Regions from separate parts of the Homo sapiens genome. Here all the other regions are linked to region 2. A link is a loop called in an ENCODE intact Hi-C map of the cell type or tissue named here. Cell type or tissue: mammary epithelial cell. All regions are shown on one strand.

Region 1 (2,500 bases), 74 kb after region 2:
GGTGTCAGTCAATCAAGGCCAAATAAAAAGCAAAACGTGTGTAATTAGAAGTGCATACATGTTCAAGCAATGTTAGCTGATTCTTAGATCCAAATTTTAACTCGCTTTTAATCACCGAGTGAGTAGTTGGGAGGCTGATCATAGGAATGGAAGAGAGAAAATAGGCTTGTCTGTGACTTCCAACCATTACAATGTTGGTCGAGGGGCCAGAGAGGAACCAAAGGGATTTGGGAGGGTGTATTTGAAAAATGAGACTTAGTATATAGGAAATGAGATTAGAAATCACTCCATGTGTGAGCTTTTAGGAGTGGATTTCTATGTGGGATTGCTAGAGGGAGAGGGACAAGGTTATTGATTCTGTGAAAAAAAGTGAAGGTACAAAGATCAGTCAAAAATGTAGTGTTCCTGGGAATCCAGAAAAATTAAGGTGTATAAAACTCATCTTTTCTAACAAGTTCCTCATGTTCTTCAAGAGTGAAGACTAGAATCCCTTCCTTCCCCAGCCTTTGTCTCCTGCACAGGTACTGTTCGCTACTCTTAAGGATGCAAAACTGGGTCTTCCATTAAGGCAGGAATGGGCAGGACTCCGTTGGTCTAAAATGTATCTCCTATGGGGCCAGGCATGGTGGCTCATGCCTGTAATCCCAGCACTTTGGGAGGCCGCGGCAGGCAGATCCCCTGAGGTCAGGAGTTCGAGACCAGCTGGACAACATGGCAAAACCCCATCTCTACCAAAAATACAAAAATTAGCCAGGTGGTACGTGTCTGTAGTCCCAGCTACTCAGGAGACTGAGGCAGGAGAAGCACTTGAACCCAGGAGGCAGAGGTTGCAGTGAGCCGAGATCATGCCATTGCACTCCAGCCTGAGCAACAAGAGCGAAACTCCATCTCAAACTAAATAAATAAATAAAAATAAAATATATCTCCTGTTGGGTTTGGCTCGGGATCTTTAGAGCCAGAGGGGAACTTAGAATCCGTCTGGTGCAAACCTCTAATTTTATACACAGGGACCTGTGACACAGAGACGTTAAGTGGTTTGCCTGAGGTCACACAGCTAATAAGCCATGAATTAAGCCAAATCTTTCTGAGCCTAAGTCGTGTCTTCAAGTTAATAGTACCAGACTGTCTGTACTTTCAATTCTTTCCACTCCAAAAAGGCAACTGGGAATGGTGAAACTAATTCTTCAAAATCATACCTATCCCCTTCACAAGGGACAAAATCAAATGTCAGAAGATAAAATGTCACAAGCCATGCTTTGGCATGGACATGAAGCACAGTCTGAGAGCCTGTCTGAGTGGACAAGAGGCTGTGGCTGAGGAGTGGCCAGTGACGAGCAGGGTGTGGACAGAGGCCTCACCTCCCCTCGGAGCGCCAGATGGCAAGCACAACTTCTCTTTGAGTCACCAAATCACTGAGTCACACCTTTCCTTTCTGGCTGACTCCAGCTTAATCCGAAGGGTGAGGTGAATATTCCCAGTCCTAAACTGAAGACTGTGCCTTTTTTTTCTAGGGAAAATGAAAGACCTAAGGAACTTAGCTTGGGGTTTGGTTGTTCTTTTGAAGCTTAACAATATCTGCATCTCAGGCCAAATTAACAATTCACATATATGTATATAAAAACATAAACATATATATACATTATATGTACATAAACATATATATACATAAACATATATATACATAAACATATATATACACACCATAAACATATATATTAAAAAACCATAAAACAAAAACAAAGGCCAACTTTTAACATATATAATGTATAATACATATTATACATTATATATGCTTGACATGTTAAAGTATTATATAATACATATATATGTATTGTATATGCTTAACATATATGTTTAACATAGATAATACATACATATTATATAACTATATATGTTTAATATACATATGCTTAATATATATGTTTAACATATATATGTTAAAGTTGGCCTTTGTTTTTGTTTTACGGGTTTTTTTAATGTCCTAAAAAAGCCCTAGGGCCTTTGTAAGCATTTTCAAATAATGCCAAGTTCTTAACATTATCCTTTGAAGCCCTGCAAGTTCCAGCCAATTTGGCCCCTACTGTCTTCAAGTTTAAGTGCAACACTTTTACTTCAGAAAAATTAAACAACAGACATATGACATGAAGTCATCTAAGTATGTTGATGCTGTGTCTTCACATTTGCACCAGGTCCACAGATACGACCCCTCCACTCTCAGCCAATCCAGCTCCTAGGATTCAACGTTCTGAAATCCAGGCTCTTTTCGATCAGCTCATTGAAAGCGCGTTACCTCTGCACTCTGCCCTATCCCCACCTTCCTGGCTGTCCCATGTCTCAGCCTAATGACAACATATTAACTAATTTACTTTATCAGTCTTGTGGTTGCTGGGAAAATATTTCACAGATTAGATAACTTATTGAAGAAGGCTGAAAGTGCCTCTTCTCTCTAGCCTTGTGGCAATTAGTAGTCACTCAGCCCACCTACAGTTTGGTTCCCATC
Region 2 (2,500 bases):
AGAGGCAAAGCACTAGGTGCTATTTTTACATATTTATAAGGCCCAAACAGGTTAATGCATATTCTTGACATCACAGATTTATTTCTATGTTAATTTACTTTCAGAAAGCATGTATAACCATAATATACATGGGGAAAAAGTAATTTTATTCATGTGTTTGGACATAAAAAATATCATTATGCAGTCTAATAATCCCAGTTGACAGTTAGAATCATTAAAAAAAAACAGATATATTAAGAAAATTCAAGAAAAGCAACAACCACACTATGGTCTGGCTCCTCTGTTTTGTTGGGTGGCACTGATTTATACCAGCAGGCACAGTCATTTACAAGTCCATTTTGTGATCAATGCCTGGCCTATTTGCCTATATACAGCATTATGAAAAGTGCAGGCAGGCCTGCTAAAGAATTTCAACGGCCTAGACTTTGCAGGCAAGTGAAAAAGAAGGGTTTTTTGTTGTAACCTGTTATGTTTACATTTTTTTCTACCCTACGGTGACAGCACAGGTTTGGGGTCCCTGGTTACATACCAATGTACTACTATATATACCATTTAAAAATTCAAATGGGGTTAGTTTAGATGTTGATTCAGATCTTCTCCAAAATAGGAAAGGGCATTTTTATTCCTTTTGGATGATTCAAATCTTTTCCAGAATAGAAAAGGGCATTTTTAGTCAGTTTGGATAACTTTGAGATTTTTCTAGATAAATTTAATCTGTAAGGGACGAAAGTCGATCGGGAATTATCTCTGCCAATGACTTGGTCCAGCCAGTGAGCTTGTGAGTAAATCCTGCTTCTTCTCCACATAACTTAATTCCCACATTTCCCTCCACTTCCACTGAATGAAAAGAGAAGATGTTTCCACCATAGGAAACCACAGATAATTGAGAGAACTTTCTAAGATAGTTTTTCCTTTCTTCTTTTTATCCTCACTTTCTCTCCCCACTCAGAGCTTAAACAAGTGATACATCTCTGGCTTTCCTTGCAGCCCTCCTCCCCGCCCCTCCTTTTGGATAAGCCTCAGCTTCGTGGCCTGGCATGCCGGAGAAACTGGTTCTACACACCCAGGGGGAAAATGACAGCTTTTCACCGCAAGCTGCTCAGCTCATAAATAGCGAGGGGTAGCGTCCACACACGTCTCGACCTGCCTCTTTCCAAACGCCTGTACAGCCAGCATGGCAGGAAAGTCTTCAGAGAACATTAACAGCTCTTTACATAACTTTCTGTAAAGCAGCTTAGTAATGTTTGCAGCCTAAACAGCCCACAGGTGACAGCTCTGCCATTCTAATGCCTACAAGTGAATGACCAGCTCAACTGGGTGGTTCTTTCTTCTTCCAGAGTGGCCCTGGGAGACAGGGAGAGGGAGAAAAGAACAGAGGTGAGCGGAGAGAGAAGTTAGCTTAGTAAAGAATGAAGTGTCCACAAACCTGGCAAAGGGCCTATGATTTTATGCCTTGAGGTAAGAAAGTCAACTGCTTTTCCTGGAACTTGGTCTAAATTTAACACCCGCTTTTGCAAATGTCTGCTGTACGGTGAGTTGTGTGAGCTCATGGTGGAAAGTGACAAAGTAGGTACACAGCTGATATAATTTATTTATAAATGCATGAGTGCCGAAAGGAGGTAAAATCATGCAGAGTTGATTTAGCTGTTGTGTTGTTCACGGAAAACATGTTGCACACCAACAAAACACACAGATGCACATCTAAATTATTTTAAAGATCACATTTAAACCTGGAAAATACCAGTGGCTTTTTAACTTTATCACATCATAGTTAGGGCTTTAAAAAATGAATCTATTATTGTTTCCTTATGAGACTATAAGAGAAATAATGAATATTAAAATGAAGGTACTTAGTTGTCCTTTAGTATTTAAAACTACCAGGAAAGAAAAAGAAAAACAGTTTAGGTTAAGTTTAAGGAAGGAAAGGAAAAGGGGAAAAAATAGGTTGTCATTTTCAGATTATCATTTCATTTTACTTTAATAAGATTTTTAGGTGGTGACTGTTTTGTTTGTTTGTTTGTTTTGCAAGCTCAACAGTATAACAACAGAACTTAAAGATCTTCGGGTTTGAGAGGAATTATTAAGGGCTAGACCTGTTTTATGTATTGCTTTTAATATACATTTCACAGCATTTACTGCAGTAATCTCTTTGGGGAAATTAGCAATGGAACAATTTCTATATTTAAGAACCATAAGCCTCCATGTATGTTGAATTAACCTATTGTATAACCACAATACTAACAGCAAGGAAAAAGATTTTATTAAAATAGGGTTATTGCACCTTTTTATTTTTCTCTACTCCACTCAGCAGAATCTTAGAAAACTCTTCCATAACCTTAACTTTATCTTCAAACATAAAGTGATTACATGCTTTCGATATACTGTGTTTTTGCTTTTGTTGATAAATAGCTTTCCTGTAAGAAATGGATCATGACAATCAGAAATTAGATAATTGTAAACAAATTATATTTTACTGATAAAAATACAACCACGAATATGA
Region 3 (2,500 bases), 130 kb before region 2:
CTTACTGCCATTTATATTTTGTTTTCTCTATACTTTTGACTAGAGTATTGGGGGAAAAATGCCCCAAGAAGAGACCTCCAACGAACAATTTTATGTGCACAATGACTACTACTGGCTTCCTACAAGTTTTTTCTCTGCATACCACTGGATACATTCTGTATACCCAACATTTGAAAGTAGTTTTCTATTTTACATTTTCTTAATTCTAATTAAACAAATCTTAATCTTGACTTTAATGGCTGCAATTATGATACTTCATTATGTTAAATGTTAGTTGCAACATAAGAATAAATTGTATAAACAGTTTAGCTGCAATTGCATGGTGTCTAACTGTACATTACTCATTAACAAGATGTGGGTAGCAGCAATTATAACATTTCCTCCTAATGTCCCCATTTATTGAGTCTCAGCAGCAAGCCCCCTTTCACATCGCACACTGATTGACGATAGCAGCTTTTGAGCTCATGGAGAACAGGCACTATAACCCGCTGTGTGCCTCCAACTCAAATCGATGAAAGTACACATTAGCTCTTAGCCTCACGGGCCGGAGTTCTTGAAGGTCAAAATAGCCATCAGCATCACTGTAGGGTATAAAAATCATTTCACAAACTGTGAACAAAAACAACACAACTTGCTTTGCAGTTTGATTATTGTTTATAGATACAGCAAGCCAAGAATTAAAGCATAGCCTTGGGGCAGCATAATTATTTACAGCTGAAGACTCATATCATTATTAGCGGTCTCCTAATTGCTTGAAGTTATATCAATGTTAGTTGATTTAACACATTTCTTATAACATATATGGAAATTGTTTCCTCTGCATATGGAGTGTCAGTTTATCTGGGAGATGGTTTCTTAATTTATCAAAGTTTTTTTTTCTTCTAATTGTTCTTTTTTTCTTTGAAGGAAGATTTTCCCTTAGCCATAAGCAGGGAGAAGAGTTGAAGCTGAGCTTTAATTTATCTACTGTATCTTAATGCTAGAAATACTAGGATCATTTTTGTTTGCTTGTTTTCATTAAAAATTGAATCCATAAAGCTACAACAATATCTTCCATTGGAAAATGTATCAAACTTTCCTCCAGATGGTTCATACACACCTTTTCTTCTTAGGTACCTAACCTGAAATTTTAACATTAAGAGCACAACCACGTAGCTCATAAAAGTGCTAGTGATGTTGAAGTCATGAAAATCTTCATACATTGTAAAATGTCAAATCTTGATCCATTGGTCATATATTTTATATATGCATAAGGAAGATAAAGCTAAATATGCAGCTATAATATAGATGAAAACTTACAGTAATATTGAAGAAGAAAATTAAAGAGAAACATTCAGGTAATACTGTTGTGGGTAGAGTTTGGAATTTGTAAGGGTAAAAATGAACTCCTATTTTTTACGGTATTCTCTACCTGGATGAAATTATCCTTTTTCTGTAATATATTTTCTACCTATAGGTGGCGACACTTGTACTGTTTCCTTTTGAACTGTTCTTTGTGCCTGGGAACAAATGGACTGCTGCTAGGGGAAGACAAGAATTGAACTTAGAGACCATGGTGTCAAAGCCTTTCAAGGCTAGAAAAGATCTTAGGACCAAGTAGTCAATTCCTGCAACATACGATATCTGAGAAATAAGGCCCCAAGAGACTCAGCTAAATGCCCAAGATCACACTACCAGTTAGTGATAGACCTGGAAAAATAAAGAAACTAGATTCAGAAATAATAACCTGAGACAATCCGTAAACATAAAAAATAAACTCTTAAGCAAAACATTTGCAAAGTATCACGTGGAACTCTATCTCCACAAAGTGGACTTGGAATCGTTCCGATAAATTATGTGTATTTAAACCTAAATCCTAGCGTTCATTTTTTTTTCTTCCTTCACAATAAATGGCCCTCCAAAGTATTATGATAAAAGAACTAAGGTCTCTTATTTGAGAAAATGTAATGTTTATTAAAATGCTTCCCAAAGGGAAATATCAATTTAATGGCTAATGTATGTTTTTACAAAATTGATCACCACTTGCAGATATGAAACTGGAGAATATCTGAGAAAATTGCTAATGGGGCCTATTGTTTAGAAGTACGCCAAAGCAAATACCAAAGGCTTTGATTCTGGGTTACAAAGGTCACCCAGAAATCTTATGAAATTTAAGCTGTGATTGTTAACCTGCTAAAAGTTACCACGTTACTTAACACTTGTGATCTTATCTAAGAGACATATGGTATAAATATTTCCAAACATTTCTAAGAACAATTTTGTTTTATCAAAGGGAATATTATTTAACAATTCTCTTTACTTTATGGGCCTTTAGCAAAACTCTTGCTGCTGCCTGGAAGAAACAGAAAACCTGAAAATGGTATTTTAGATTAATTTAATTTAGATTTCCTTTGAACAAATTACAGTCTCTACAGCAACCCTGGTGGATTGCGTCTGGAATCTGAAGCAGCCTTGGTCCCAGGCATCCCATGAACACCGTTCTGTAAAAATGGAAAGAACT

The links. Peaks named below come from ENCODE experiments on the same cell type or tissue, not always from the same donor. Only the 100,000 strongest peaks of a DNase experiment are listed, where the experiment ranks them.
Region 1: it touches region 2 in a loop (2.0-fold over the local background); 2 of 110 quality-filtered maps call a loop at or near these places.
Region 3: it touches region 2 in a loop (4-fold over the local background); 2 of 110 quality-filtered maps call a loop at or near these places.

What each region holds. Positions count from the first base shown.
Region 1 is chr6:10,236,477-10,238,976 of GRCh38, forward strand. No RefSeq gene overlaps it. Among named protein-coding and RNA genes, the nearest start is that of TFAP2A-AS2, 170 kb to the right of the region's middle. In mammary epithelial cell, no CTCF peak of the experiment used is centred here; a DNase peak (open chromatin) is centred at 1,385; H3K27ac peaks cover 1,132 bases.
Region 2 is chr6:10,162,295-10,164,794 of GRCh38, forward strand. It overlaps the pseudogene OFCC1. Among named protein-coding and RNA genes, the nearest start is that of TFAP2A-AS2, 240 kb to the right of the region's middle. In mammary epithelial cell, no CTCF peak of the experiment used is centred here; a DNase peak (open chromatin) is centred at 1,117; H3K4me3 peaks cover 592 bases; H3K27ac peaks cover 2,390 bases.
Region 3 is chr6:10,029,671-10,032,170 of GRCh38, forward strand. It overlaps the pseudogene OFCC1. Among named protein-coding and RNA genes, the nearest start is that of TFAP2A-AS2, 370 kb to the right of the region's middle. In mammary epithelial cell, a CTCF peak has its summit at 1,481 (motif pointing right); no DNase peak of the experiment used is centred here.